Linked DNA regions of Homo sapiens: region 1 is linked to region 2. A link is an interaction called in ENCODE POLR2A ChIA-PET data of the cell type or tissue named here. Cell type or tissue: PC-3. All regions are shown on one strand. Each heading gives the region's core, and the rest is flanking DNA. Links, peaks and the distances in the headings are about the cores only.

What was found. Peaks named below come from ENCODE experiments on the same cell type or tissue, not always from the same donor. Only the 100,000 strongest peaks of a DNase experiment are listed, where the experiment ranks them.
Region 1: POLR2A ChIA-PET joins it to region 2 with 10 read pairs; 2 of 35 experiments call an interaction of 5 or more read pairs at or near these places.

Annotation. Positions count from the first base shown.
Region 1 is chr2:60,757,780-60,774,050 of GRCh38, forward strand. PAPOLG (poly(A) polymerase gamma) reads left to right here. Exons shown (of 22, transcript NM_022894.4): 2 at 2,355-2,516; 3 at 3,962-4,028; 4 at 10,691-10,772; 5 at 11,002-11,111; 6 at 12,679-12,732; 7 at 13,740-13,851. Among named protein-coding and RNA genes, the nearest start is that of PAPOLG, 9.6 kb to the left of the region's middle. RefSeq lists an enhancer at 1,349-1,848. In PC-3, for the core only: no CTCF peak of the experiment used is centred there; no DNase peak of the experiment used is centred there.
Region 2 is chr2:61,248,216-61,264,486 of GRCh38, forward strand. USP34 (ubiquitin specific peptidase 34) reads right to left here. Exons shown (of 80, transcript NM_014709.4): 44 at 11,496-11,561; 45 at 8,989-9,135; 46 at 8,837-8,893; 47 at 8,658-8,735; 48 at 8,169-8,263; 49 at 296-468. It also overlaps the pseudogene BNIP3P45. Among named protein-coding and RNA genes, the nearest start is that of C2orf74-AS1, 78 kb to the left of the region's middle. In PC-3, for the core only: no CTCF peak of the experiment used is centred there; a DNase peak (open chromatin) is centred at 7,566; H3K4me3 peaks cover 365 bases; H3K27ac peaks cover 1,887 bases.

The sequences.
Region 1 (16,271 bases), core at 5,453-13,452, 490 kb before region 2:
GTTTGCCTGTAAGTGAAATTGATGGTTTGAAGGGAATGTGGGATTCTGTTGTTTACTTTCCCCTCCCCTCTAGATGGGGGAAGTTCAGAACCTGGATTTGGAATTTTAGGGCCAGTAGGCTAGTTGGCCAACTTTGTCAGCATACAGGTAAAAAAGTGAGGCCCGTCATCATGGTGTCAGAGCTGAAGTAGTTAGAGAGGAGAGAATGGAGTAGTGGAAAGAGGTTTTGGAGTTCAGATTCTGGCTTGTCCTCTCTTTGACTTTCAGGTACTTATCTGTAAAATGGCACTTATTCAATACCCCTTAGGATTATTGCGATTGAGTGATACTATATAGATATGTAGATAATTACTCTGTCCTATTCACTTACCGTATATATTTACATATGTATTACACAAACAATACCAAAACACTGCTCTAGCTTTCTCAGAGGTAAAAAGCCAAATCTTTAAAAAGAAATTACCACTTGAAATAACTAATTGAAGTTTTGTTTGTTCTACAACAAAATAAATACAGAAGATAAATTAACCAGTATTTTGGTTTCTGGGGTTTTTTTTTTTTTTTTTTTTTTTGAGTCATTTTGGAAGGTATACAGGCTATTTTATCTTCCATTTGATTCTTTCTCCCTCTCTGCCTAATGAGATTTTTTTTTTTTTTTTTTTTTTGAGACGGAGTTTCGCTCTTGTTGCCCAGGCTGGAGTGTGGTGGCGCGATCTTGGTTCACTGCAACCTTCGTCTCCTGGGTTCAAGCGAATCTCCTGCCTCAGCCTCCCGAGTAGCCGGGATTACAGACGTCCGCCACCATGCCCAGCTAATTTTTTGTATTTTCAGTAGAGACGGGGTTTCACCATGTTGGCCAGGCTGATCTTGAACTTCTGACCTCAAGTAATCCACCTGCCTTGGCCTCCCAGAGTACTGGGATTACAGGCATGAGGCACCACGCCCGGCCTCTAATGAGATCTTTAGCTATTACAGCGTGTCTTACTCTGTGTACTTAGTAGTGGTAAGACAGTGTTTTGACCAGTTAGAATCCAAAAACAATTAAACAATCTCTATTGTATGTTATTTTTTACAGGGCTAATTTATTCAACTTGAAAGATTGTTTCTAATTTTGAGATTACATTCTTACTCTTGGTGTTAATGGCCCTTCATGGAAGCATGGTGAAGATAAATGGTAGTGTTGGTCGTTTAGTGTGTATGTTTTTACTTTCATAGCAAAATTAGAAGTTTTGCCAACCCCTGTTGGTCCCAGAATTTATTTTGAAGTTGATTAGTTTGTGTAAACTCAAAATCTCAGAACTTGAATTGGCTGAGCGCGGGGGCTCACGCCTGTGATCCCAGCACCGTGGGAGGCCGAGACTGTTGGATCACCTGAGGTCAGGAGTTCGAGACCAGCCTGGCAACATGGCGAAACTCCGTCTCTACTAAAAATACAAAAAGTAGCTGGGTGTGGTGGCACATGCCTGTAATCCCAGCTACTTGGGAGGCTGAGGTAGGAGAATTGCTTGAACCCAGGAGGCAGAGGTTGCAGTGAGCTGAGATCTCCCCAATGCACTCCAGCCTGGGAGACAGAGAGAGACTCCATCTCAAAAAAAAAAAGAAAAAAAAGTCTCAGAACTTCTGTTGTACTTTATTCAAGACCGTAGTTTCTTGATGGCTAAGATGTTTGGAGGGTGGCTCATGTATCTTCCAAAAGATTGCCAGTAGTATAAAGAATTTTATTTCAATGTGAAGATGGTATGGGTACCAGTCTAAAATGAAGAGAATAATTAACTAGAATCACAAAGTACTAGGACTGTAAACTCTGATTCAAGCAGAGGATGTTAACCTCGGTTTCCCAAGGACAAATCTAATTGTGATTTCTTTTTAAAAGCCAGATTATTTCACAAGGACCTTCTAATGGGATGTTTTCATTTCTTTCCTGGGGAAAAAAACCCATTGTTTTTACTAAAAGCTTTATTTCAAGTGGTTGACTGCTTTTCAAAGATTCTAGAATCTGGATGGCACTTGACTTAAGTCTGCAGGGTAGTGGAGGTGGCCCTGGCACAGATCCCAATCAAACTCTGGGTTTGAGCTGAGTGGTGTTGGTACAATTGTCTTGATGCCAACACATGCTGCGCTTGGCTTGAAAAAACATCCTAACCATGAAAGCTGCAGGCAGTATGAATAGCCCCTTCATAAACATAAACATAAAATACCCATTTTTCCTTTACAAGAAAGTGTCTGCCACTACTGTTATTACTAAGTAAACTTTTAAGGTAGCTAAATTAACATGAGTAGATTGAGAGATTCAGTGTATCAGTATGGTATATACTTTAAATTTTTTGTTTCATTTTTCTTATTTTCTTGAACAGAAACACCGTGCTGGACAGCCAGCGTCAACAAAAGCATTATGGAATTACCTCCCCAATTAGTTTGGCATCTCCTAAAGAAATTGATCATATTTACACACAGAAATTAATTGACGCCATGAAACCATTTGGAGTGTTTGAAGATGAGGAAGAATTGAACCACAGGTATGTCATTGAAAACCATAAAATATTTGACAGTGCATTATTTAATCATTAATTCTGCGAACATATTGAATACCTACTGTGTCTCTAGATACAGGTGCAGAAATGACAAAAAGAAAAATCTTGGCCCTCTTGGAGCTTACATTTTAGGTAGGGGTTAGAAGAAGAGATTTGTCATCAATAATATCAGTATGACACTCATGAGTAATATTACACATGATAAGTGCTACTGAGAAAAAGCTGAGGGGGTAGAGGTTTCAGGGAAAGCCTCATTGAGAAAGTTACATTTAAGGGAAAATTTAAAGATGAAGGAGGGAGCCATGTGTCTATCTGAGGGAAAAGTGTTCTAGGCAGAACTCTTGAAGTGGTGTATTTGAAGAGTGCATAGCAAGATACCCTGGGTGTCTGAGCAGTGAGGAAGCAGGAAAATATAGGCTTAATGAAAGCAAGGTGGGAAGGAGCTTGGAGGGCAAGAGCTCTTAGGACCTTGTAAGGTGTTGTCAAGGTTTGGTTTATTCTGAGTGAAATGAGAAGCTATTAGGGTTTTGAAAAGAAGATTGACATGATGACTTAAAAAAGTTTTAACAGTCACTCTGGCTGCTGTATTGAGAGTAATCTTAGGAGAAGTGCAAGGGCAGAGCAGAGAAACCAGTTAGCAAGCCATTATAATAGCCCTAGGAGGAAATGATGGTGGCTAGAACCTGGAGGATGGTCGTAGAGGTAATAAAAAGTAGAAATCTGGATATATTTTAAAGGTAGGGTTCTTAGGGTTTAATGACTGGAATGTGTGTGTGAGGGGTCAAGGATGATGGCCAAGATTTTTGGTCTTGGCACCTTGAAGGATGGAATTTCATTATTTGTGGAAGACTGAGGAAGAAGTAAGTTTGGACAGACGTTCAGTTTTGCATGTTATCTTTGGTATGTCTAAACCCTACTTTTCTCTTCTAAATGTGGATTCATTTACACCATTGGTTATAAGTTGTTTTAATAATACCAAACTACTTTAATACTATTAGACAGAAATTAGCCAGTAATTAGTTCCCCCATTTTAATTAGTCAAAGACCTATTACTAGCAATGAGAGAATTCTAGCTTCTATTACCACATTGTATTGAATTAATTCCATAGTAAAGCCAAGAAAGTTGACAGTTCACTAAGCCTTTACAGCCTCATTGAAGGCAATTTTATGATTTTTATTAGGCTTTTTGAATTTTTGAAAATAGCTCAAAAACTAAAATACTGTAATCAGATTTATCACCTCTTTGGCACTGTTAAGGATCTAAAAATGCCAAAGAGATGGCCCTGTGTCAGTAGATGTGATAGCATTATCACATATATGTTATGGTTTTACCCCAGCATCAACACAAAGGGTACTGCCTATATGGGTTTTTAAAAATACTGTTTGTTCATTTGTTTGTTTGTTTTAATCTGAAGCATTTTTTTTTATAGGCTGGTGGTTCTTGGTAAATTGAACAATTTAGTAAAAGAATGGATTTCTGATGTCAGCGAGAGTAAGGTAAGACTCTAAACTATGTGGAATTCTTGTTTTTATTATATCTTGGCCATTCATCCTGGCAATAAGATGCAGGTGTTGAGAAGTATCTGAAATACATCAAAGCTTGGCTCTCTGGTATATGTAGGAATGAATTGGTCTAGACAGTTGAATTTCTAAGTAGATGAGGATTACCCAGAAGTAGCCAATATATAGCTGTGAGTCCACATAATTGTCTTATTTGACTCATATGTAGTAGGCCAAAATTTAAATATCAGATTTTACTTAAAAATCACATTTCAGCTGTTTTTATAAAGTATTAGATCTGGCAATGCTGGGCCTGCCTTTGTGCACAGCAGGAAGAGGCTTGAAGGGGATTGGGCTCCTGTCTTCCATTGCCTCATGGCCCCCACCACTCCCTGTTTTCTTTGCAAGGTGATTAATTGAGCAGTTACTATGTTTCTCATGTGGGATTCCCTTATTTGCCTACCTGCTTGGTTCCTAAGACATAGGAATTTGCAAACTAATTTATAACTACACAACCTTTTTCCCCTCCTGTAGCTTAACTATTTTTTTCCTGAAATTGATTACAATTTCCTGCTTTGTGTAGTGCAGTCCTCCCTTGGTATCCTCCGGGGGATTGGTTCTGGGACCTCCAAAGATACTAAAATCTGTGGATGCTCAGGTTCCTTATATGAAATAATATAGTACATATTTGCATGTTACCTTTTCAGATCCTTTTGCATACTTTCAGTCATTTCTAGATTACTTAAAATATCTAATACAATGTTAATGCTATGTAAATAGTTGTCACTGTAATTTTTTTTTTATTAGCATGTTTAAATTTTTTTTTCTTTTTTTGAGATGGAATCTCCCTCTTTGGCCAAGGCTGGAATGCAGTGGTGCAATCTTGGCTCAGTGCAACCTCCTCCTCCCAGATTCAAGTGATTCTCTTGCCTCAGCCTCCCGAGTAGCTGGGACTACAGACGTGTACCACCACACCGGGCTAATTTTTGTATTTTTAGTAGAGACGTGGTTTCATCATGTTGACCAGGCTGGTCTCGAACTCCTGATCTCAGGTGATCCGCCTGCCTCAGCCTCCCACAGTGCTGGGATTACAGCCTCGAGCCACCGCGCCCAGCCTAAATTTTATTCATTATTTTATTTTATTTTTTTTTGGAGACAGAGTCTTGCTCTGTCACCCAGGCTATAGTGCAGTGGCATGATCTCACCTCAGCCTCCCCAAGTGCTGGGATTACAGGCTTGAGCCACCACGCCCAACCATAAATTTTATTTTATTTTTTTTTTATAGACAGGATCTCCCTCTGTCACCCAGGCTGCAGTACAGTGGCACAGTTACATAGCTCACTGCAGTCTCAAACTCCTGGGCTCAAGTGATCCTCCCACCTCAGCCTCCTGAATAGCTGGAACTGTAGGAATGCACAATTGTGCTTGGCTTATTTTGTTTATTATTTTTTGTAGACACAAGAGTATCACTGTATTACCCAGGCTGGTCTCAAACTCCTGGTCTCCAGCAGTCTTCTGACCTCAGCCTCCCAAAGTGCTGGGATTACAGGCATGAGCCACTGCGCCTTGCCTAAAATTTGCTTGATTTTTTATGGCTTTTTCCCCCCAGTATTTTTTATCTGTGTGTGATTGGTTGAATCTGCAGATGTGGAAACTGCAGATACGGAAGGCTAACTATATTTTGAATATAATTGTTTTTGTTTTTGTTTTTGAGATAGAATCTTGCTCTGTCACCCAGGCTGGAGTGCAGTGGCGAGATCTCAGCTCACAGCAGCCTCTACCTCCCAGGTTCAAACGATTCTCCTGTCTTAGCCGCCCAAGTAGCTGGGGCTACAGGTGCACACCACCATGCCCAATTAATTTTTATATTTTTAGTAGAGACGGGGTTTCACCATAATGGTCAGGCTGGTCTCAAACTCCTGACCTCAGGTGATCTACCCGCCTCAGCCTCCCAAATTTCTGGGATTACAGGTGTGAGCCATCACACCTGGCCTTGGTTTTGTTCTTGTTTGAGACATGGTCTCTCTCTGTTGCCCAGGCTGCAGTGCAGTGGCGTAATCTTGACTCACTGCAACCTCCACCCCTGTGTTCAAGCAGTTCTCTTGCCTCAGCCTCCCGAGTAGCTGGGATTACAGGTGCACGCCACCATGCCCAGCTAATTTTTGAATTTTTGGTAGAGATGGGGTTTCACCATGTTGGCCAGGCTGGTCTCGAACTCCTGACCTCAAGTAATCCATTCTCTTCGGCCTCCCAGAGTGCTGGGATTACAGGCATGAGCCACCATGCCCTGCCTCACAATTGAATTTTTATTATTGTCTGAGAATCACCACTGCGAAGGTTATTTTACTGGCTGTACCAGAATGAGGGAGAGAATGTTCAACTGGGTGATACCATTTGCCTCATCACTAGGTAGCCCATACTGTTATATTTTAAGGTTTTTGTTTTTCATAGTTTTCCTATCTTTGCCTTAACAGCAGTCAGTTGAAAGCCCACTGTTTAAAAGAAAGCCCACTGTTTAAAACTCACAGTTGTCAGTGTGTCTAGCTGTAAAGTCCCTTTCTGCCCCTTAATCTGCATGGATTTAGAAATTAGGTAAACAACTGCAGATTTTTTTTTTTTTTTTGGCGATGGGCTCTTACTCTGTCACCCGGGCTGGAATGCAGTGGCGCGATCTCAGCTCACTGCAACCTCCGCCTCCCAGGCTCCAGCAGTCCTCCCAACCTCCCCACCTCAGCCTCCCTAGTAGCTGGGACCACAGGCATGCACCACCACACCTGGCTAATTTTTGTATTTTTGATAGAGACGGGGTTTTGCCATGTTGGCCAGGCTGATCTCGAACTCCTGAGTTCAAGCAATCCAACTGCCTTGGCCTCCCAAAGTGCTAGGATTATAGGCATGAGCCACCACACCCGGTCTAGAATTCTTTCTTTTACAGCTTTTATTATTTTTTTCTGTAGCTATGATGAATATGTAGAATTGGTTCTTTTAAACAGTGGGCTCAGAATAAAGTTGAGTCTCCTAAAGACTACAGTCGTTGAGTTTAACATGGTATTTATGCTATTTACTTTTGTTGCCAAAAGGCTGTCTGCCTCATTTCTGAACTCACCAGGGTTATCAATAGTTGAAGTTATTGGATGAGTCAAATTCTGAGCAGATGGAAATGCTAGTGACAGGTAGTCAAAAAAAATAAAGTTAGTTAACATCTTCCATTGAGCAGATGAGGTCATTTTTCTTTGTGAATTGTAATTGTCTCTTTTGTGTGGGGGAATGGGGGAAGGATCTCTCAGTCTGTCTCCCAAGCTGGAGTGCAGTGGCATGCATAATCATGGCTCACTACAGCCTCAAACTCCTAGGCTCAAGCAATCCTCTCACCCCAGCCCCCCAAGTAGCAGAGGCTACAGGTACACATCCTGATGCCTAGCTACTTTTTTTTTTTTTTTTTTTTTTGGTAGAGATGGGGTCTTGCCATGTTGCCCAGGCTGTCCTCAAACTCTTGTACTCAAGTGATCCTCCTGCTTTGGCTTCCCATAGTGTTGAGATTACAGGCATGAGTCACAACCACACCCAGCCTATAATTCTCTTTTTTTTTTTTTTTGATTTTAAAAAAAAAAGTGACGAGGTCTCACTGTGTTGCCAGGCTGATCTTGAACTCTTGAGCTCAAGTGAACCTCCCACCTCAGCCTCCCGAAGTGTTAGGATTATAGGCATGAGCCACCACTCACAGCCTGTAATTCTCTTTATGTATATTTTACTTTGGAAAGTAACTGAAGGATTTGGGTTTAATCAAAGATGATTTGAATCTGTACACAATTGGGATATTTAAACTTTAAATAGTGTAGAATCCCACATCAAATCATTTTGGTTAGATACTATGGCTGTGGCAAACTGATTTAGCATATCACTTTCTCATAAATCATGCGAGAATCAGACTTCTCAAAATAGAAATGTGAACTAAAAGATTTTTTTAAGGTCCTGTCTTCTCTGTCCATTTCATTCATGTTAATCATCAATAAATTTACAGATTCCTGGGCATGGTGGTGCATGCCTGTAGTCCCAGCTACTCAGGAGGCTGAAGCAGGAAGATCTTGAGCCTAAGAGTTCAAGGCCAGCCTGGGCAACATAACAAGACTCTGTCTCTTTAAAAAATCTGATTAATTTACTAACTTCTTTCTAGCTATAAAATTATTTGTGATACTCTTAACCTTAATATTCATTACACAGAAGCATTAACAAGGATAATATCCTATTATATAGATACTTACATTCAAGTTGAAGTTAATCAGCAGATATTCTTTAGAACTTGTACTGGGCATTGTGAGAAAATACAGAGAAGCAGTAGACACAGTTCTTAACTCTGAGAAATGTAAATATGATTGAAGATTAAATATGAAATATGATTTTACATGCCAAAGAAGTCAGTAAATATAGCAAAAAAGAATTTAAGAATTGTAATGGCAGAAAGCACAGAGGAAAAAAAAGCTTGTTAGGGAGTAAGGATAACCAGGGAAGGCTTCATGGAAGAGGTGGAACTTGAAGTGAACTTCTAAAAGTGGATGATACCGATAGCCAGAAGCTGGACATGGTGGCTCATGCCTGTGATCCCAGCACTTTGGGAGGCTGAGACAGGAGGATCGCTTTAAAACAGGAACTTGAGACCAGCCTGGGCAAAAAAGCAAGACCCCATCTTTACAAAAATTATTTAAAAATTACCCAGGCACAGTGGTACCTGTCTGTAGTCTCAGATACTCTGTAAGCCAAGGCAGGGGGAATATTTTGTGCTCAGTAGTTTGAGGCTGTGGTGAGCTAAGATCACACTGCTGTGCTCACTTCAGCCTGGGCAACACAGTGAAACCCCGTCTCCATCTGTTTAAAAAAAAAAAAAAAACCCAAAAAAACAAAAGATGCCCAGAAAGAATGGGCAAGCACTTGAGGCAGGAACAATGGCAAATGCAGTGAAAAGGAGGTTGGATTCTGTAACCATGTTGGTTGGTTGGTAGGTAGTTGGAGCTTCAGAAAGGAAGATAAGAAGACAAGGCAAGAAAGATCCCTAGGAACATGTCGTGGAGATTTTCAACAACAGGCCCAAGGATCCTTACCTCAGTAGTTAGGGAAGAAGACATTGGCAACTTTTGAGTACAACAACTATATTTAATAGAGTAATTTAAGAACATCAGCCAGTGAATTTTATACAAGATAGTGAAAGAGAAAAGGAAGATTAATTAGGGGTAGTTTAGGATGCCATTAAATAGCCTAGAATTAGGGGAGTAGTCGTTGAATAGAAAGGAGGCCACAAATTTGAGGGATATAAGCTAAGAATTGGTAAGCCAAGAAGAAGGAAAAGGTTTGGGCAGTAAGGATAATGAGGAACAAAAATAGAGAACTCAGAAGCAATATCTGACTGTTATCATTGGAAGAATTTTTTTGCTTGCTTGAGGCTGGATATTGAAGTGGATCAGGATACTTGAGTGACTATCTGATGGGCTTTTGGAACTAGCTCTCAAGAGGTGAAAATTAGCTTTTTTTTCTTTTTCTTTCTTTTTTTTTTTTTTTGAGGCAAGGTCTCACTGTTGTTGAGGCTGAACCTCCTGGGCTCAAGCAGTTGTCCCATTGCAGCCTCCTCAGTAGCTGAGACTACAGGCACACGCCACATGCCTAGCTAATGTTTTCTTTTTTGTAGAGATGGTGTCTCATTGTGTTGCTCAGGCTGGTCTTGAACTGGACACAAGTGGACCTCTTGCCTCAGTCTCCCAAAGTGCTGGGATTACAGGCATGACCACGCCCAGCCAAAAAGTAGCATTTTAATTACATTATAATCCAAGAAATGTTAATTAAGCTTGTTAGAATAGCTCTCATAAGGAGATCATGTCAGGAATGACTCCGTTCTTACAGAAAGGTTGTAGAGCTAGAATCAAGAAATTAAACATACCTGTCACAAAAACTAAAGGGGATATGGGATTGGCCAAGAGTGTTATGTTTTAGAGAGGTGAAAGCACATTAGTCTGGTAACTGAGAGTTCCTTGTTGACTACCGAAAGAGTGATGAAGCGAAAGACAGGCAGTTGGAGGGGACAAGTATGGTCAAGTGATTAAAAAGAAAAGCTTTTCTTCAGATAGGGATGTATGTATGTGTAGTGGGGGTGAATTTGTTTTGTCTTTCCTCTGGGAATACCCTTATTACTTCAGATCACAACCAGAGGATCTGTGAAGCACTTTTACAAATCTAATCTTGACAAGGTTGGCAAATCTAATCATGTATCATTTGCTCAATAAAGGTCAGTAGACATTATGGTGATTTTTTTTTTTATTTTTTGAGACAGAGTTTCACTCTTGTTCCCCAGACTGGAGTGCAATGGCACAATCTCGGCCGCTGCAACCTCCACCTCCCAGGTTCAAGTGATTCTCCTGCCTCAGCCTACCAAGCAGCTGGGATTACAGGTGGCCACCACCACGCCCAGCTAACTTTTGTATTCCTAGTAGAGAAGAAGTTTTGCCATGTTGGCCAGGCTGGTCTTGAACTCCTGACCTCAGGTGATCCACCGGCCTTGGCCTCCTATAGTGCTGGGATTACAAGTGTGAGCCACCATGCCCAGCCAACATTGAGGTGACTTTTATGCTAAATAATTTGAATAATTGAATGTCTTCCGCTTAATTTTATTTTAGAACCTCCCACCTTCTGTTGTGGCTACTGTTGGTGGTAAAATTTTCACATTTGGATCCTATAGGCTTGGAGTACACACCAAAGGTAACTGCTTTTCTGTGTTCTAGTGCTAAGAACATTCAATAACAAACTCTTCATAATTAGAAAATGTAGGAGAACAAAGTTCCCACTATTTCACTACTTAGAGCTAATCATTGTTAACATTTTCTTGTACTCAACTTCCATACTTTCTTCTGTACATATGTTTGTGTGTACTTTAACAAAGAATATAACACATAATATATTCTTAATTAAGAACTACTTTAATTTACAGGAGCTGACATTGATGCACTTTGTGTAGCTCCAAGACATGTGGAAAGATCTGATTTTTTTCAGTCTTTTTTTGAAAAATTGAAACATCAAGATGGCATTAGAAACTTAAGAGTAAGTATCCTCTGGCATTTAATATTTTGAATTTAGATTAGTAACAAATATCTATAAAAACTAGGGCTTAAAACTATTGAAATACCTTCTAAGTTACTATTAGGAGGTATTTAATAAGAGTAGCTTTAATAAGTGATGATTAAATCATGATTAAGAACATGGGCCTTAGAGTTATACAGACTTGGGTTGGCATCTAGAATCTACTACATAATAGCTCCTAGATCTTGGTCAAGTAACCTAATCCTCTGAGCCTGTTTCCTGATCTGTAAAACAGAGATGTGGTAATAACTTTTTTATAAGGTTTTTGAGTATTGATGAGATATTTACATAAACCATTTACTGTAGTAGCCAACAATGATTGATACATATCAAATGATGAGTGCTATTATGTGTAAGGTTCAGTTAGTAACTCTTTATATGTGTATATCTAGCCATTCATTCAGCAAATAAAATTTCAGCACTAGTAATTTGTTAGATGCTGGCATTAGTCTTACAGATACAATAGTAAACAAGACATTGTTTATTGAGGAGGGGGTTATGTGAACTAAATAAACAAAACAGTGTTAATGCATTCTGAAGTGCTAGAATAAGGTGAAGGTCAAAGAATCTGTGATATTTGGGGAATCTGGGAATGTTTTTAGACAAGGAAGTTAAGAATTTGTTAGGTTGGGGAGTTAAGGAAGACTCAGAAAACCTAATGGTTTCTACTAATCTCAACTGTATTAATTAAATTTTTGATAGATTAATCATGAGCTTTCATTATTTTAAAATTTCTAACTCTAGTAGCCTTTCTAAATAATCAGTTTTCAGTTTAGACTCGAAATTATAAGTACCCAGATGATAGCAGGTTTTTGTTTTTTTGTTTGTTTTTTTAATTTTACTTTAAGTTCTGGAATACCATGTGCAGAACGTGCAGGTTTGTTACATAGGTATACATGTGCCATGGTGGTTTGCTGCACCTATCAACCCATTATCTAGGTTTTAAGATCTGCATGCATTAGGTATTTGTCGTAATGTTCTCCCTCCCTTGTCCCCCACCCCCCGACAGGCCCCAATGTGTGATGTTTCTCTCCCTGTGTCCATGTGTTCTCATTGTTCAACTCTTACTTATGAGTGAGAACATGCTGTGTTTGGTTTTCTGTTCCTATGTTTGCTGAGAATGATGGCTTCCAGTTTCATCCATGTCCCTGCAAAGAACATGAACTCACTGTTTTTTATGGCTGCAGACGATAGCAGTTTTGCTTTCCAGTTCTGAGGAATATTTTTAGAGGGATAATAAATTAGATACTGTAACAGGCATTTTGTGTATCTTACATAATACAGGTCACAAAGTAGAAATACTTACCTGGAATGTAAGACCAGAAACATTTTCACTTTGTCTATTGAGTTAAAATACAAATCGGGAGTAAAGATATTCACATTATTGGTAGTTAGAAAGGATAAAGAAGGGATTACTTCTATGTGGTTAAAATACAAATCGGGAGTAAAGATATTCACATTATTGGTAGTTAGGAAGGATAAAGAAGGGATTACACCTATGTGTTATAATTGTTTTCCTTTTTTGTAGGCTGTAGAAGATGCCTTTGTACCTGTTATAAAATTTGAATTTGATGGTATTGAAGTAAGTGTTTAATATTTTTCTGACTTTACAATTGAACTGTTTAAACTTGTAAGTTTGTTTTCTGAAATCAGGCTTAACATAAATGCATATTTTAAAAAATCAAGTAATCTCTTTTTTTTTTTTTAATGAAGAGATGGGGTCTAACTCTATGGCCAAGGCTGGAGTATAGTGACACAATCATAGCTCACTGCACCTTTGAGCACCTGGGTTGAAGTGATCCTTCCACCTGAGCCTCCTGAGTGGCTAGGATTCCAGGCACACACCACCACACCTGGCTAATTTTTTGTATTTTTAGTAGAGACGGGGTTTCACCGTGTTAGCCAGGATGGTCTCAATCTCCTGACCTCGTGATCCGCCCACCTTGGCCTCCCAAAGTGCTGGGATTACAGGCATGAGCCACCGCGCCTGGCCCATATTTTTAATTTCTAAGAATACTATTTTATTCTTTAAATGTTCCTTTTTATTTTTGTCTGCATTTATTTACAGCCTCCTGACCTTATTTCCTAGATATGACATTTTTATCTGCTTTCTTAGGTCTACTGGGTCTGTTACCACTTGTCCATCTGCTTTCCAGCTTTCATAGCTTTTGTTTGTCACTTTCTGTTCTTTGTCCTAGTGAATTTTGCCTTTAACATCAAAATAATACTAAACACAAAAATAAAATTGAATTTTCGTGGTATTTTAGTGAGGTTTCAAGAGGGAGTGAATGTAAATGTGTGTTGGATCTTCTATCTTTATCTAGAAATTTGCTCATAAGGCTTTGATTTTTTTTTCTGCTTGGCATATATGTTAACATTTAAATGCTTTCATTAATTGAAAGTTTAATTACCTTAACACAACTTTATAGTGATTTTCCCATGTGAGACTGCCTACATAGGCCTATCGAAGCTTTGGTAGAACTTCCCAAACTCATAACCAGAGCTTTTCACATTTTTTGGTGGGATGGGAGAGGATGGATTAAAAGGAGAAAATGTAATTTTTTTCTCTTTTTTCACATCTTTCCAAAGATTGATCTAGTCTTTGCAAGACTGGCAATACAAACCATATCAGATAATTTAGATCTAAGAGACGACTCTCGCCTGAGAAGCCTTGATATAAGGTGTATTCGCAGCTTAAATGGTAAGCTTCTAAAAAGAAATCTCAGATACCTGCTTCAGAACAATTAGAGAAATATAGATATTTTTGCTGAATTGACTATTCAGTTTTGGAGATTGGACTCAGTTTAAAATGTAATTTTCCTTATACAGATAATGTGACCACATTTAAGAATCCTAAAAACCACAAATTTATTTGAAAGGCTGTGTATATTTATATTACTGGTTCTCAAACTTACTGGTCTCAAGACTTCTTTACACTCTTAAGATTTATGGAGGACCCCAAAAAGCTTTTGTTTATGTGGGTTATATCTGTCAATATTTACCATGTTAAAAAATAAAAACTGAGAAATTTAAAAAGTACTTATTCATTTATAAATAATGAACCCATTTTAAATTAATATAAACTTTTGTGTGTGAAGAATGGCTTCTTTTTTTTTTTTAACATTTTGCAAGTCTCTTTAATATTAGGCCTGATAGAAGACAGCTAGATTCTCATTTGTGTCTACAATTGATTGTAATATTTTGTTTTGGTTAACATATAAGAATAAAATCTGGCCGGGCGTGGTGGCCCACGCCTGTAATCCCAGCCCTTTGGGAGGCCAAGGTGAATGGATTACTTGAGCCCAGGAGTTTCCAGACCAGCTAGGATAACATGGTGAAACCCCATCTCTACCAAAAATAAAAAACATTTAGTTGGATGTAGTGGCACTCGCCTGTAGTTCCAGCTACTCAGGAGGCTGAGGTGAGAGGATCACCTGAGCCCCCGAGGTGGAGGCTGCAGTGAGCCGTGATTACGCCACTGCACTCTAGCTTAGGTGACAGAGTGAGACCCTGTCTCAAAAAAAAAAAAAAAAAAGAGGCCAGGCACAGTGGCTTATGCCTCTAATCCCAGCACTTTGGCAGGCCAAGGCAGGCAGATCACCTGAGGTCAGGAGTTTGAGACCAGCCTGGACAACATGGTAAAACCCCATCTCTATTAAAAATAAAAAACTAGCCAAGTGTGGTGGTGCTTACCTGTAATCCCAGCTACTCGGGAGGCTGAGGCAGGAAAATCACTTGAACCCAGAAGGCGGAGGTTGTGGTGAGCTGAGATCATGCCACCACAATCCAGCCAGGGTGACAGAGCGAGTCTCCGTCTCAAAAAAGAAAGAAAAAATCTGTCCTCTTAGTTGGAAAAGGGAGGAGTGTTTTAATAGCCTTTTCAGATAATTATGGATATTCTTCTTAAACTTGGCCAGTAACATTTTTTTTCTTTTTAACAGTTTTATTGAGATATAATTACATACCATTATACACCTCACTGGTCTTTTTCTTTTCTTTTCTTTTCTTTTTTTTGAGACGGAGTCTCACACTGTTACCCAGGCTGGAGTGCGATGGCGCGATCTCAGCTCTCTGCAACCTCCGCCTCTGGGTTCAAGCGATTCTCCTGCCTCAGCCTCCTGAGTAGCTGAAATTACAGGCATGTGCCACCACGCCTGGCTGATCTTTTTGTATTTTTAATAGGGACGGGGTTTCTCCATGTTGGTCAGGCTGGCCTCAAACTCTCGATATCAGGTGATGCCAACCTCAGCCTCCCAAAGTGCTGGGATTACAGGCATGAGCCACCGTGCCCGGACTTCACTGGTCTTTAGTACACTACAATCCAATGTTAGAATATTTTATCACCCTCAAAAGATCCTTTATACCCATTTGCAGTCATTTCCCCTTCCAATCCGCAGTCCCAGGCAACCACTAATCTGCTTTATTTCTTTGTAGATTTGCCTCTTAAAGACGTTTCATATAAAAATAATCCTATGTGGTCTTTTGCGTAAGGGTTCTTTAATTTGGCATGTTTGTGAGGTTTATCTGTATTTGTTCCGTTTTGTTGCTGAATAAAAATGATAGTTTCTTAAAGGTTAGAGTATGGAATCTAAAATCATATCAAACTTGTTGTATTCTGTTACATGACAGTCCACTGATCTGTCTTGTTCTTTGAGTGGTCCCTTTATTCATGCATGATTTTGTACTATCATGCCTTGGTCATTTGGAAAATATTGGTTCACAAAATTATTTGGATGTTCCAAATGTTAATACACATTTCACTATAAAATGTGAAAAAAAAAAAACCAGCAGTCATTAGTGACCAGTCTCAACAGAAAAGTATGGAAAGGTGTCAAGCTCATAGTAACAGATAAAAGTTGTCTGAAATTCAGATTTAACTTGAAAGCTTAAATTTTATTATTGGCAACAAATTTTGTCATTTGTTTTAGTTGAACTGAGAGGTTCCTTTTGTCCATTTTTAAGGAAATACCTAACTGAATAACTATAGTTTATCTGCCAGTTATTTTTTCAGGTGAAACTGGTGTTCCTTGAAAAAAGCAGGTAGTTGAGCTTACAACTTACACAGTTTCACATGTTCTTTCCCCACCTTTATTTTTAACTGCAAGTGTGTGGTGGTGAAGA
Region 2 (16,271 bases), core at 3,242-11,241:
AAAACAACATAAAAAGACTTACCCCACGAGATTTAAGCTCCACAAGAGCAACAACCGTGCTTATCCTGTTCACCACTGTGTCTCCAGTATACAGAAGAGTGCCTAGGAACATAGTCCTAGTAGATACTAAATATTTACTGGTTAACTGACTGAATGCATGACATTGTCTTAACCTTCTCCCTTCTAAGATTCAATTTTTGTTAACTGTGTAGTTGATGACAACTTTATAATTATGCCTACCTTGTTATGGAGATTGACAATAATCACAGACAAGAGAAAGAAATGAAAAAATCACCTTCTTTCCTCTCACTCTTTCCCATAAGAAAATCTTCTGTATAGGGCGTCATGTCCAAACGTAATGGGAAGGAAAAGTGTGTATTCACTTTCTCTTTCATCATCGTGACCATATTAAATGTGTATCTCATAGTATTGAAACTCAAAATGCGAGGCAATTTCTTAAAACATGCCCTGAGAGACAAGAAAAAAATTAATAAAGATTATTTTTTACAAATACTTCAGTTGGTTTGATTTCTGTTATGCTATATCCATTTCAATTTTCAACTCAGAGTTAAGAAGTATAGTAGTTCCCCTTATCCACAGGGGATACCTTCTGAGAACACCCCGTGTCTGCCTGAAACTGAGGACAGTATCAAACTCTATATACACTACGGTTTCTCCTAAACCAACATACCTATGACAAAGCGAATTTAGAAATTAGGCACAGCAAGAGATTAACAAGTATTAATAAAATACAACAATTATAACAATATACTGTTCACAATTTCACAGATTTTAGCAACCTCATCGTATGTTTTCTTTCCCTATTCCAGATAAAGTTTAATTTATAAATTAGGCACAGCAAGAGATTAACAAGTATTAATAAAATAGAACAATTCTAACAATACACTGTTCACAATTTTACAGATTTTAGCAACCTCATCGTATGATTTTTTTCTTTTCATATTGAGAACTTTAAGGCATTTTACAGCTTCTCTTTGGCAAAGCCCAACTGTTAATGAACACTACTCTTGCACTTTGGTGCCATTAAGTAAAATAAAGGTTCCTTGAATACAAACAGTACAATACTGCGAAGGTAACCAAAAGGGCCACTAAGTGACTAATGAACAAGTAGTGTATACACCATGGACATGCTGGACAAAGGGATGGTTTACATCCCAGGTGGGGACTGTGCCAGATTTTATCATGCTACTCAGTCCAGTGGGCAATTTAAAACTTAAGAATTATTTTTGAAATTTTCTATGTAATATTTTCAGACCTTGCCTGTCTGCAGGTAACAAACTGCAGAAAGAAAAACCACAGAGAAGGGAGACTATAGAAGTATTCTAAATCACATTCTTATTAAAACTATACAGTCAGTCCCTGAGCACTAGGCAGCAGCACTCCTGCTCGCCCTTTTCCAACGGCCCACCACTGAAGGGCAGCCCGATGCCTGGCAGCCACCCTCTAGCACCATGTCACAGAGCAGAGTCCCCACGATGCAGAAGAAGAGTCTGCAGGGCTCCTGGCAGAATTACACTTTAGCAATAATAGGAATGGGGGCAGTGTTCCAGCCTGTTTCTGTTTCTACCAGTGACATGGAAAAAGTACTACTAGATGCCCAGCATGAGTCTGGACAGAATATCTCCAAGAGTTCTCACTGTGACAGGATACCTCGCTCTCAGACATCAGAAGATACTAACAGAGCTGCTGAAACAGCCAGCCATAGCATTGGAGAGAAAAACAGCTCTCAGGCTAGGCGCGGTGGCTCACGCCTGTAATACCAGCACTTTGGAGGGCTAAAGTGGGCAGACTGCTTGAGGCCAGGAGTTCGAGACCATTCTGGCCAACATGGCAAAACCATGTCTCCACTAAAAATATAAAAATTAGCTGGGTGCGGTAGTGCACAAGCCTGTAATCCCAACTACTCGGGAGGCTGAGGTTGGAGGGAGCCAAGATCACACCACTGCACTCCAGCCTGGACAACAGAGCGAGACTCAAAAAAGAAAAGAAAAACAGCTCTCAGTCTGAGGAAGGTTATATTGAGAGAAGGAAAGAAGTTGAAAGCATTTTGAAAGAAAAACCTCAGATTGGACATGGGATTGGTTGAGTTAACCAGAAAATATTCCCCCCAAGGAGTTCCTCTCATAAGGGCTTGCTGTACATTAACGCATATACTTTTTACAACAATCCTATAAGGAAGGTACTGTTAGTCTCTCCTGTTTATAGATTAAACACCCCACATGCATGGCCACTCTCAGCATGAGAAACACAAACATCATGAAGAAAGAGGGCATATTCTCTGCAAAATTTCTGAAGGTTTTTCTTCCATCTCTGCTGTTCTCTCATTTACTGGCCACTGGATTGGGAATGTCTATTAAAAGGTGGCTGACAACCTCCACCAGCACCTTTTCATGAAGAATTGGAACCTGGCTGTTCATTAGTGGGATTGTATTTGAGCTTGCACATAGTTAATTGAAGAGCTGTTATGATCCTTGTATGGCTGCATCACTTGTGTGTACTTGTTCTGTAACTCCTGCATTCCTAATTTAGTAAAATCAAAGAATAGACACTAAAATCAGGCCGATCTACAATTATACTTAAGGGATCAATAGGCAAGTCAGAATGATTAATATCTACTGTAGGCTGGGTGCGGTGGCTCACGCCTGTAATCCCAGCACTTTGGGAGGCTGGAGCAGGCGGATCATGAGGTCAGGAGATCGAGACCATCCTGGCTAACACAGTGAAACCCCGTGTCTACTAAAAATACAAAAAATTAGCCGGGCGTGGTGGCGGGCGCCTGTAGTCCCAGCTACTCAGGAGGCTGAGGCAGGAGAATGGCGTGGACCCGGGAGGCGGAGCTGGCAGTGAGCCAAGATTGTGCCACTGCACTCTAGCCTGGGTGATCAAGCGAGACTCCATCTCAAAAAAAATAAATAAATAAATAAGTAAATAAATAAACGAATCTACTGTAAAAACTTGGTAGTAAATTTTCACTGGATATTAGACATAAATATCTGAATACAAACAATTTTACTAGTCTTGATGTAGTACTGTAAAAATTATCTATAACTTAATTCAGCTAAAAAACTATATTTCAAAAGAATGAATAACACTGATATTAAAATCACTACTTTAAAGAGTTTGTTCAAAATAAATATTGTGGCCTTATATTACACTATTGTAGAAAATATTGTTTAATTTAAATGAATGCAGGTTGTCTACTAAAGATTACACATAACTATGCTAATTTTTCTTAATAAATAGAAGCCAAGATATAACTACAAACTCAGCTGTATCGTTTATATACGAAACTATTGTTGCTTTTGCAGTATAAGGTCTTCATCCTCTGATTATTAGGTAACCACCTTGGATGATGAGTCAGCTGCTCAGTATCTTTTTACTCTTCATCACTCTGCATTTGTTAATTTATTCCTATCCTTTGTCCTCAACTTTTGTGTGCTCTTAAAAATCAGCTTTATTCTAAGCAAATTTGTGTCTACTTTAAAAGACTGGAAATGAAAAAAATCTTTGCCAAATCCATCAGATTACTGTATTTACATAAGGTTTAACATCAAATGCCATAAAAGCTTCTTGATGAAACCAGGACTGTTCCCCATTTGGACATTTTTTTCTTTCTACAGCATCCTTGTTAGAAAGGCCGCCCCCTTGATATACTGTATATACGTGACTGTGCATTTGTTTCATCTTTCCGTACTCAATTCGGTTGTTAAATAAACATTTTAATTTGTTTAAAAAAAAAAAACAGCAAACACACCCACAACTTTTTCCATTCTGAAAAGATTTTCCTATGTCGAGATAAGAAAAATAAAATGTTATGGTAGACTACGGTAAACACCATGATAAAGATACAAAAGGGTGCTATGGAAGCATGAAAAGGAGTTCCATCATTCTCCAGGGCCAAGGAGGTCTTTGGTTCAGAGTTTTCCTTTCTTCCCTAAATAAAAGGAATCAAAGTACTTATTTTTGTGAACCAGAATTGCAAAGTCTGGCTGTAATCCCTTATTAGATGAATGACCCTATATAAGTTACTTAACCTCTCTGAGCTCAATTGCTGGGTTGTAAAATGGAGATTACCTACCCGATACTATCTTTGAAACACTGCCTGGCAAACAGCATTCAGTTAAGTGTCAATTGCTGCTACTACAGTAACAATAGCAGCAGCAGCAGCAGCAGCAGCAACAGCAGAAAATCAACTGGTCACCTAAATCCTATACCATAACATATTGCTAGTTCAAGTTCAATTTAAACAGACAAAAATATACAAACTCTGATTTACAAAAAAATGAATTTTAGGGAATAATTTTCCACTGCACATAAATATCAAACGAGAATTTATTTAAACCAAGAACACAGTCAAAAATACAAAAAGTATGAATTTAGGGAAACAAGGAATGAAAGATGTTACAGGCAGAGGGAATAAAAAGTTCAAAAATTCACTATTTTAGATTATTTGGGAGACTGACAAATGAAGTATAACAGAGTCAAATGTATGTAATGATAGAGTGTGAACTTCATCCTAACAATTCTGAAGAATAACTAATGAGCTTGTGGCATGGGGTGAAACCATGCATTGTGTCAATAAGTAAGAGAGATGAGCAGATCCAGAAAGATTGGAGAACAGGTGACAGAGCACAGCAAAGCATTCTAAACTAAGATGACAAAACAAAACAAAACACATCACTAAACTACCTTCTGGAAAAACCCAATGCTTTTATTCAGCTGTCATTTTCTTAGTTTAGAATGCTTTGTCAGTAGCATATTAGTAAAAAATTGGTATTATGGTGATTGATAAGTTACTGAGGTAAAATGAATAGATTGAGAAAACCAGAGGTCTGAAAATAGAACAGTATATGATCCTATTGAGGATAATAAGCACTTTGTTCACTTCCTCAATTGGCCCATTTCTGTTGATTATTATGTTAGTACAGAGATATAAAAGTATAGTAAGAACAAAAATGACTGACTACCTGGGAGAGATGTGACAGGTATTTCAGAAAAACAGCAGAATCTTATCAGTCAAAAGAAGGGAGTTATCAAGAACGACAGATTTATTCAATACATTTATTCCAATTAGAGATTCTCCAAAGAACTTGACTCAGACCCTTGATGATCTTTTGGTGACTCATTTATTATATTCCTCTACAGCAGTTAACTTTTGACTGACTCCATTTTATATACGTCCCTAACTCTTATCCTAACCCAACTCTCATCAGATGAGTTTGTCTTCTTCGTGTAATTGCCTACATAGCTACGCTTTCATTTGACTATGTCCACCTAACAACTTGCCCAACTACCCTTCTTGAAATTGGAAAAATGAATACCATCCCTTTCAAATAAATACTGACCTGGAAAACCTCCTCTTAAGCAATTTTAGTATCTTATTGTATAATGACTTTTTATTCTCTGCCTTCAAACATGCTCAGATATCTTTCATCTAGAAAAATCCTTTGTTTGAGCCCCAAGACTCTTTCTGGCTACTATTTTCCTTGCTGTTTTTATTGCTTTTTTTTTTTTTTGAGACATAGTCTTGCTCTGTCACCCAGGCTGGAGTGCAGGGGCATGGTCTTGGCTCACTGCAACCTCTGCCTCCCAGGTTCAGGTGATTCTCCTGCCCCACCCTCCCAAGTAGCTGGGACTACAGGCGTGAGCCACCACAACCGGCTAATTTTTGTATTTTTAGTAGAGACAGGGTTTCACCATGTTGGCCAGGCTGGTCTCAAACTCCTGACCTCAGGCAATCCACCTGCCTTGGCCTCCCAAAGTACTGGGATTACAGGCATGTGCCACCGTGCCTGGCCTGTTGCCAAACTTTAAAAATCAATGATTTATGCTTGATTCCATGTGTCCCGACAATGTTGCTTCTATTCCTATAACCTGACAAAACACATCACTAAACTACCTTCTGGAAAAACCCAATGCTTTTATTCAGCTGTCATTGTCTTTCATCTCTGTGAATTATATTAATTGATTATTTTCTTCTTGAGATTCTCCTCCCAGTTTGGGGGTTACCATTTTATCCTAATTTTCTTTCTTTCCTTGTCTCTCTTCTGTCACTTTGTCCTCTGTACTTTTAGGTTGGCTTAGCTCTTAAGTCTTTTCCAACAATTACATTATTTCTCAGGCAGATATTCTGATAGATTCAATCACACAGATAAACCTAAAACTTGGATGGCAATAATCTGATGCCATCGTGTTACCAATCTTGTTTTCCACTACTGTTCCATGTGAATACACTACTTAAAAATGCAGGCTGGCCTAATCCTAGATTTTTTGCACATTCAAGGACATTTCTATTTCTCTGCATTCGTTCTTAGTAACTAACTGCATAAGATGCTCTTTTCAATCCGATTTCTATTTGTCTTTCAATATAAAATTAAAATGTTTACTCAACTACTCTGTCCTAAACTTGCCATTTTATGGCTCTTAAGAGCCTTTTGGCCAGGTGCAGTGGCTTCATGCCTGTAATATCAGCATTTTTGGAGGCTGAGGTGGGCGGATTGTTTGAGCCCAAGAGTTCAAGACCAACCTGGGGAACATGTGAATCATCAAAGAATAATAATAAAGGGAAAAAATTGTATAATGTTTGGCACGCATTAGTAGAACAAGTATAGCATTTTTTTTTCTTTTTTGAGATAGGTTCTCAATTTTTTGCCGAGGCTGGAGTGCAATGGCACAATCATGGCTCACTGTAAGCTACCTCCCAGCCTCAAGTGATCCTCCCGATTCAGCCTCCCGAACAGCTGAGACTGTAAGTGCATGCCACGTCTGGCTAATTTCTAAAACTTTTTTAGCAACAGTGTTTCCCTATGTTGCCCTCAAACTCCTGGGCTCAAGTGCACATCCTTGAACTCCCAAAGTGCTGGGATTACAGATGGGACCCACTGTATGTGTAAGGCAATTTTTATTTGAAGACCACTAAATTATTATTTTCCAAGAAATTCTACTGAAAATGAAAGCTGAGGAAGAATATTTTTGATCAATGTACCAAAATATACACATCCAAAGATAACAACAATACACTGGAAGGGAACCAGCTTGAATGTATTATAGTATAAACACTTATTTAACACTCTAACTCAACAGTTACTAACTCCCAAATCTACCTCTATTCTAGACCTCTCACCAAGCTCTAACTGTAACAGCCAACTGCCTGCAGGACCTTTCTAGCTGGATGCCCCAATGAGAACTCAAATTCAACTTGATTATCTCCCTGAAATTTGCTTATTTGTATCTTAGGAATCAGCATTGGGAAAGTTTCTTTATTCTGTGACTCCATGTCTTCACATGTAAAATGGGGATAATAACAGCATCTATTGCAAAGAAATGCTGTGAGGATTAACTGGATTAAAGTTCTCACAACAGTGCTTGCTAAATAAAAAATACTTTGGAAAGGCTAGCTAGTACAAAAAGTCCCTAGTTAGCTACTACAGAAAATTCCAAAAATAAACAATTCATAAGTGGTGTGGTGTTCTGAGTATCATGATAAAATCTTGTACCATCCTGCTTAGGATATGAATCATCCCTTTGTCCAGCTTATCTGTGTTGCAGACACTACCCACTTATTGGTCACTTAGTAGCTCTCTTATTACATGGGCTGTCATAGTATTGCAATGCTTCTGTTCAAGTAACCCTTATTTGACTTAATAATGGCCCCAAAGGGCAAGAATACTGAGCTTCATTTGTAATTTAAACTTTATCATAGGTATGTTATGCACAGCAAAAAGCAGTATATATAGGGTTCAGTACAATCTGAGGTTTCAGACATCTATTGTGGGGTCTTGCAACATTTCCCGAGGATAAGGGGTTCCACTGTATTACTTAAGAAAATGTCACAAAAGCTAGACATCTGAGACTCGATACAGATAATGATGAAAATGATCAATGTACTTATCGTCCATGTATCTGCTCCCCAAAATCTATACTGTTTCAAGTTGAGTGATTACCACTTTCATACAGCTCAGTATATGTCAAAATAAATGGTAATTCACTGAACAACTAGATGAAAAGTTGCTCCATGAGACTGAGCTCCATGCAGCTGATTTTACCTTCATCATATAATTTCCACCAAAGTTTAATCTTAGTTTACCCTTAGTTTGTCTTTCACTTCTACGGTGAACATAATAAAAATCACATTTGAAAAAGCATACCTTTTTTCAGCTCGTACTTTCTTCCCACAATGAGAACAAGTATACATGTTATCACCTTCCAAAGTGTCTTTTATAGTAACTTCATCAAGAGATTCCTGTGTATAAAACCACATTTAAAAGTTTCATATTATTGTTTATAGCATGCAAATATACAAAAGGTGGCAATTACAATTTTGACAGAATGCTCAGCAAAAAAATTTTTTTTTTAAAAGTGAATTCTTAAATTTTAGTAAAAAACTGTTTTTCCTCATATTAAGATATTCTATGAATCTTAGTAACTTTTTTGAAGGGTTAATTAAAAATTTAAATTTTGATTGGGCAAGAAAAAGCTTTATGGTTGATGTTTAACTCTTATTTGAATAGTACAGTAAGAAGAAAATACATAAAAACATGAAAAAAGTTTAAAAATATCAAGATGACCAACACAAACCCGCTATACACAAATAGGTAAAAGCATAAAGTAAAAAAATTATGTGCATTATTACTCACATAAATGTTCTTCATATCAGCCACTTGGCACCTCACAGTATAAAACTCTTCAGCAGTTTGACTAACATGTTCACAATCCTAATCAATACACATAAAAAATTAATAAAAACTAGTAAATTATAATATAAATGAAAATATATTAAGATCTCCAAAAAGTAAAAACCAGGTATAATACTTACCAAGGATACAACATTGTTTGTAATTACACCTCCAAATAAACTTTTGACGGTATTTTTCTTTAATATAAAACAAACAAAAAATAAGAAACTAGTTAAAACGCAGGCAAATTTGTTCAAATTTCAAAGAAACTTTTCAGTATTCTGATACTAACCAGTTCGGGAGACATTTCTTCGATTTTGGTAATTAGATCAGTAAAAAACTCTGTCATATCTTTCTGTTCCCCAGTATTCAGAGGCTGCTTATCCATGGTGTATGTTTTACAGAAAGGTCTAGGATTATATGCTTTGCATTCACTCTCCTGCAAATAAAAAGGGGAACATTCTAAGTGTCAGATAAAAATAAGAAAATTATAGGTTCTTCAATGAACATATAACAAAAACAAAAGAACAGGTAGTAAATCTACTAAGTTAGTTTTAAATGGTTGCTTCTATTTCTTTCTGTTTAGTTTTCATAGTATTTTTAATTTAATGGTCTTGGTGCTAGAAGATTCTTAAATTACCTAGGATATTTGTATTTTCAAGTCAAGGAATTTCTAGGAAGAAATCTGAGACTCAAATGACTCACAGCCGGGCACAGTGGCTCAAGCCTGTAACCCCAGCACTTTGGGAGGCCGAAGCAGGCGGATTATGAGGTCAAGAGATTGAGACCATCCTGGCCATCCTTTACCAACATGGTAAAACCCCATCTCTGCTAAAAATACAAAAACTAGCTGGGTGCGGTTGCGCATGCCTGTAGTCCCAGCTACTCAGGAGGCAGAGGTTGCAGTGAGCCGAGATCGTGCCACTGCACTCCAGCCTGGCAACAGCAAGACTCCATCTCCAAAAAAATCAAAACAAAACAAACAAAAAAAACACTCACATCTATATTGCAAAGCATAAAATATACAACCTTTACAGGCCGAATAAACTTTCCCAGAGATTGAACTTTGTTTTAATAGCTTTTAAAATAGTCATTTAAACCAGCAATTTTCTATTTGTCAATTCAAATGGCACTTGCAGCTCTGTTAAAAGGAGATTAAAGGCCAGGTATGATAGCTCATGCCTGTGATCCCAGCACTTTGGGAGGGTACGGCGAGTTGATTGCTTGAGCCCAGGAGTTCAGCACCAGCTTGGGGAACATAGTGAGACTCTGTCTCTACAAAAAATAAAGAAGATAGCCAGGCATGGTGGTACAAGCCTGTGGTCCCAGGCAGTGGAGCAGTGTCGAGGTTGCCATGAGACGAGATGGTGCCACTGAACTCTAGCCTGGGTGACAGAGTGAGACCCTGCCTCAAAAAATAAAAATAGTCAAAAATACACAAAGAAGTATGACACAATCCCTGTCCTCAAGATTTAACAGGTGAGAAAAGTAACATATATACAAGGCAGAAACAACAAAGAGGCATGGTGACTTGGAATACTCCGGTTAATCTGTGGAATAGATGGTCTCTTAGAGTTTGAAACCAAGCTGACTCTTGAAAAATGAACATCAGAAGAAAATGGAGAAGAGTGACACAGGTAGGAAACAATGGCATAAATAAACCCACAAGCAATGAAGCAGCAGGGTGATGGGCTCCAAATGGAGAGGGATAAGATAGGAGGTTGAAGGGTAGGGGGAAAAAACCCAGAGGGTGTGTGCCATGGTGATGAGCTCGAATACCATTCTGTTCGTAATGAAGAAGCACTCAAGAGTTTTAAGCAGGGGAATAATATTGTAAGATTTACTATCTTTTTAAAAGATTGATCACTTTTATAGTTTTAGGCATTGTAATTAAGGGATACTAAGATAAATCAGCTAGAAAGCTGCAAGCATAAAAGGGGAGGACCTTGTGACAGAAGAAGGATGAGACACAACAGATTCTTCAAAGGACAAATTAACAGAATGTAGACAACTGAGATAACTTTTAGAAGTTATTATGACAAATAACAGAGATAACTGACAGACAGCTCCGGGCACGGTGGCTCACACCTGTAATCCCAACACTTTGGGAGGCTGAGGCAGGCAGATCACTTGAGATCAGGAGTTCGAGACCAGCCTGGCCAACATGGTGAAAGCTGTCTCTACTAAAAATACAAAATTTAGCCAGGCGTGGTGGTGTGCGCCTGTAGTCCCAGCTACTTGGAAGGTTGAGGGAGGAGAATCACTTGAACCTGGGAGGTGGAGGTTGCAGTGAATTGAGATCACACCACTGCACTCCAGCCTGAGTAACAGAGCAAGACTCTGTCTCAAAATAAATAAATAAATAAATAAAAAAGTAAGAAAAAGAAAGGTACATAGTTATGACAAAGCCAGTTCAAACGAGCTCCATTTAACTTTTTTAGGTTTTGTCACAGGGTACACCTAATTTGTTTCCCTCCATGTTTCTTTTTTTTTTGAGACAGAGTCTCACTCTGTCACCTAGACTCGAGTGCAGTAGTGAGATCTCAGCTTGCTGCAACCTCTGCCTCCTGGGCTCAAGCGAGCCTCCCTTTTCAGTCTCCTAAGCAGCCGGGACTACAGGCACGCACCACCATGCCTGGCTTATTTTTTTTTTTAGTAGAGATGGGGTTTCACCATGTTGCCCAGGCTGGTCTCAAGCTCTTGAACTCAAGCCATCCACCCACCTTGGCCTCCCAAAATGCTATAATTACAGGCATGAGCCACAGTGCCTGGCCTAGCCTCCATGATTCTTAAACATACCATTAAATATGTAAACATTTTCTGAAGCTCCAGAAGAGTGGTCTTGTGCTTCATATCCTCTGAATACTGAAAATCAAGAGAAAACACCATTAAAAACACAGACATGATGGTAGTAAATTAGGCATTCTAGCAAAGAAAGTCTTGCAATGTACACTGTATCTGTTTTCATTCTTTTGGCTATATAAAAGAAAAACACCAACACATTCAATTCTTTAGTAATTATAGCATTAAAAATTGTAATGCTTTGTTACATAAATACAGCTATTACTATCTTATAAGGAAACCGAAGAGAGAATTTTAAAAATCACTTTCTAGGTTAACACTTATTTGGTACAATGCTGATGATTTCCAAGAATGCAAGAATGAAAAACACTTCAGGTGCAATCAAAGTTGTCTTCCACAAGTAAACCTACACATTAAAAAAATACATTTGAAATATTAACCAATGACATCTCATCATCATTTATTCATATCTTTACTCTTTCTGGAACAGTATATTCTTCACACTGAAGAGGAATACCAGCCAGGATCTTTGAAAACTGTCTAAATATTCAACTATCAATAAGTCAAATTCAGGAATCTGGCTAGACTCACACATTAGAGATTTAGTATTGAACACCAAGCCTTATAGGAAAGATCCATATTCATGCAAGGTACTTATTACACATATTCCACCTCACTCAAGTATTAAAATGAATCTATAAAGTAGGTATTATTCTTATTACAAATTATTACCTCTCATAACTTTGAAAGTCTTGTGGAATAATAGGCGTCCACAAGCTAAGAGTATACATTAGTTATTTTTGCCAGCTTTATGGAAGACTGCAAGTAATATGGCTCTGCTGTTTAGCAGCTTATAATCAAATTGAAGTCAAGATATGGACTAAAACAGAGATCTGTTCAGCATATAATTACTATAAAATTATATATTAAACTCAACAGGAATTGAACAAAGGGAATCAACAAAATTGGCAAAATAATTCCAGTGTACTCCTGTTATATGAGAGGCTTAATATTCCATATTACGAAAAAAGTCACACAAAATGAAATTTTCCAACGTATCAAAGTATTGATTCAGGATACAAAAAAGTTCAGGAATAAAGACCTGGATTTATATTTTTATTATTAGAGAATGAAGTATGAGTTGGCTAAAGAGCTGCCTAAATTTATTAAAGTCAAGCAACAACAAGGGAATTTTACTTAATGCGCAATTTTTAAATAAATACATAGCCTGCATCTATATGTATTTACTACTTAAAAAATTGTGTTCACATCCATTAGGATGGCTATTATTAAAACAAACAGAAAATGTCAAGTGTTAGCAAGGACGTCGAGAAATTAAACCCTTATGCATGCAAAACGGTGTAAGCCCTATGGAAAAGGTAAGGCTATTCCTCAAAAAACTAAACACACAATTCCCATATGATCCAACAATTCCACTTCTGGGTATACACCCAAAAGTAGTAAAAGCAGGAACTCAAACATGTTTGTACACCCATGTCCGTAACAGCATTATTCACAACAGCCAAAAGGTGAAAGCAACCCAAGTATCCACTGATAAGTGAAAGAATAAATAAAATGTGGTAAATACAATAAATTATAATTCAGCCTTAAAAAGGAAAGAACTTCTGACACATACAACAGCATGGATAACCCTTGAAGATATCCTAAGTGAAATAAGCCACTCACAGCCAGTCACAAAAAGACAAATCTGACTCCACTTATATGAGGTACCTGAAACAGTTGAATGCATAGAGATGGAAAGTAGAATAGTGGTTGCAAGGGGGGTTGGGAGGGAGAATGGAGAGTTAAGTGTTTAACAAGTTTCTGTTGGGAAGGTGAAAAAGTTCAAGATGGAATGGTGGTGATGGCTGCAAAATAATGTGAATGTATTTAATCCCATCAACTGTATATATGTATAAATGGTTAAAATGATGAATTTAATGTTGCATATATTTTACCACAATTAGAATATATGTAGCTTTCTTTAAACTTCATGTGAGCATCAGAAAAGGGAATAATATAATTAACTGAAGTGTTCATCTTAAGAATAAAGTGCCCACTTGACTAGAGTACTTGCCAGAATCATATCAAATTCTGTTAAGAATTTTTGGCTGGGCGCGGTGGCTTACATCTGTAATCCCAGCACTTTGGGAGGCCGAGGCGGGGGGATCACGAGGTCAGGAGTTTGAGACCAGCCTGGCCAAGATGGTTAAACCCTGTCTCTGCTAAAAATACAAAAATTAGCCAGGTGCCTGTAATCCCAGCTATTCGGGAGGCTGAGGCAGGAGAACTGCCGGAACCCAGGAGGCAGAGGTTGCAGTGAGCCAAGATCGCGCCACTGCACTCTAGCTTGGGTAACAAAGCAAGACTTCGTCAAAAAAAAAAAAAAAAAAAAAAAAAAAAATATATATATATATATAGATAGATAGATAGATAGATAGATATAGAAATATATGTACACAGGTCTCCTTTTTTTTTTTACTGTTTACTCTTATTTTAGGTTCAGGGGTACATATGCAGGTTATATAGGTAAACCGTGTGTCACGTAAGTTTGGTATATAGATTGTTCTATCACCCAGGTAATAATAGTACCAATAGGTAGTTTTTCAATCCTGTTCCTCTTCCCACACTCCACCCTCAGGTAGGACACAACGTCCATTGTTCCTGTGTGTCCATATGTACTCAATATTTAGCTCCCACTTATAAGTGAGAACATATGGTATTTGGTTCCCTGTTGCTATGTTAGTTCACTTAGGATAATGGCCTCCAGTTCCATACATGTTTTTGCAAAAGACATGGTCTTGTTCTTTTTTTATGGCTGCATAGTGTTCTATGCTGTATATGTACCACATTTTCTTTATCTAGTCCACTGTTGATGGGCATGTAGGTTGATTCCATGTTTTTGCTAGTGTGAACACTGCTGTGGTAAACATGCTTGTGGATGTGTCTTCATGGTAGGATGATTTATATTCCTTTGGGTATATACCCAATGGAATAGCTGAGCCGAATAGTAATTCTGTTTAAAGTTCTTTCAGAAATTGCCAAGCTGCTTCTCACAATGGCTGAACTAATTTACATTTCCATCAGCAGTGTATATGCATTCCCTTTTCTTTACAACATCGCCAGCATCAGTTATTTTTTGACTTTTTATTAACAGCTATTCTGACTGGTTTGAGATGTTATCTCACTGTGGTTTAGTTTTGTATTTCTCTAATGATGAGTAATACTGAGCATTTTTTCATATGCTTATTGGCCGCATGTATGTCTCCTTTTGAAAAGTGTCTGTTCATGTCCTTTGTCCACTTTTTTTTTTAAGATAGAGTCTTGCTCTGTCACCCAGACTGGAATGCAGTGGCACAAACTCGGCTCACTGCAACCTCCGCCTCCCAGGTTCAAGCGATTCTCCTGGCCCAGCGTCCCGAGTAGCTGGGACTACAGGCACGCACCACCACACATGGAATTTTTTTTTTTTTTTTTTTTTTTTTGAGAGAAGTCTCGCTCTTGTCCCCAAAGTTTGAGTGTAATGGCTCGATCTCAGCTCACTGCAACCTCTGCCTCCCGGGTTCAAACAATTCTCCTGCCTCTGACTCCCAAGTAGCTGGGATTAAGTCACCTGCCATCATGCCTGGCTAATTTTCATATTTTTTAGAGGAGACATGGCTTCACTATGTTGGCCAGGCTGGTCTCAGACTCCTGACCTCAGGTGATCCGCCCGCCTCGGCCTTCCAAAGTGCTGGGATTACAGGCGTGAGCTACTGCGCCTGGCCAAAGGCTTTTTTTTTTTTTGAGACAAAGTCTCGCTCTGTCGCCTAGGCTGCAGTGCATTGGCGCCATCTTGGCTCACTGCAACCTCCGCCTCCTGGGTTCAAGGGATTCTCCTGCCTCAGCCTCCCAAATAGCTGGGATTAGAGGTACCCACCACCATACCCAGCTATTTTTTTTGTATTTTTAGTAGAGATGGGGTTTCACCATGTTGGCCAGCATGGTCTTGATCTCCTAACCTCGTGATCCACCGACCTCTGCCTCCCAAAGTGCTGGGATTACAGGCGTGAGCCACCACACCCCACACGCAGCTAATTTTTGTATATCTGGTAGAGATAGGGTTTCACCATACTGGCCAAGCTGCTTTGTCCACTTTCTAATGGGGTTGTTTCTGCTTGTAAATTTAGTTTTTAACTAAAAATACCGTTTATGAGATCTACTCATAATCAGCACATCTGAGTGTTCCTTCTGTTTCTACTAATTCCTAGAAGTGTTAATAGCTTTAAAGGTGGTTATCAATATGAAGAAGTAAAACCAAGAAGCATGACCAAGTTGCCAGCTAAAAAGAAAACCACTGAAAACATGCTTCTTTGATAACTGCTTTTATAAGACTACGCAGATGGGTATACCAAATTTATTCAGAAATATTTCCATAAGCTAAATGAACTAATCATTCAACTACTTTTAGTCATAATGTACAGAGATAAATTTTAAAGTATCAATAACTAAAGCCAAAAAACCCAGAACCACTTGGGTAAACTATGAACTGGAGACTTTAAAGAGTAACTTAAACATAATAAATAATTCAGTGAAAGTATATAAAGCACTGCAATACTTAACAGGGAAAAAGAAATCAAGACAAAAGATAACATGATGAGGCCAGGCTTGGTAGCTTTATACCAATAATCCCAGTACTTTGGAAGGCCAAGGTAGAAGCATCTTGTAAGCCCAGGATTTGAGACCAGCCTGGGCAACACAGTGAGACCCTGTCTCTACAAAAAGTAAAAGTAA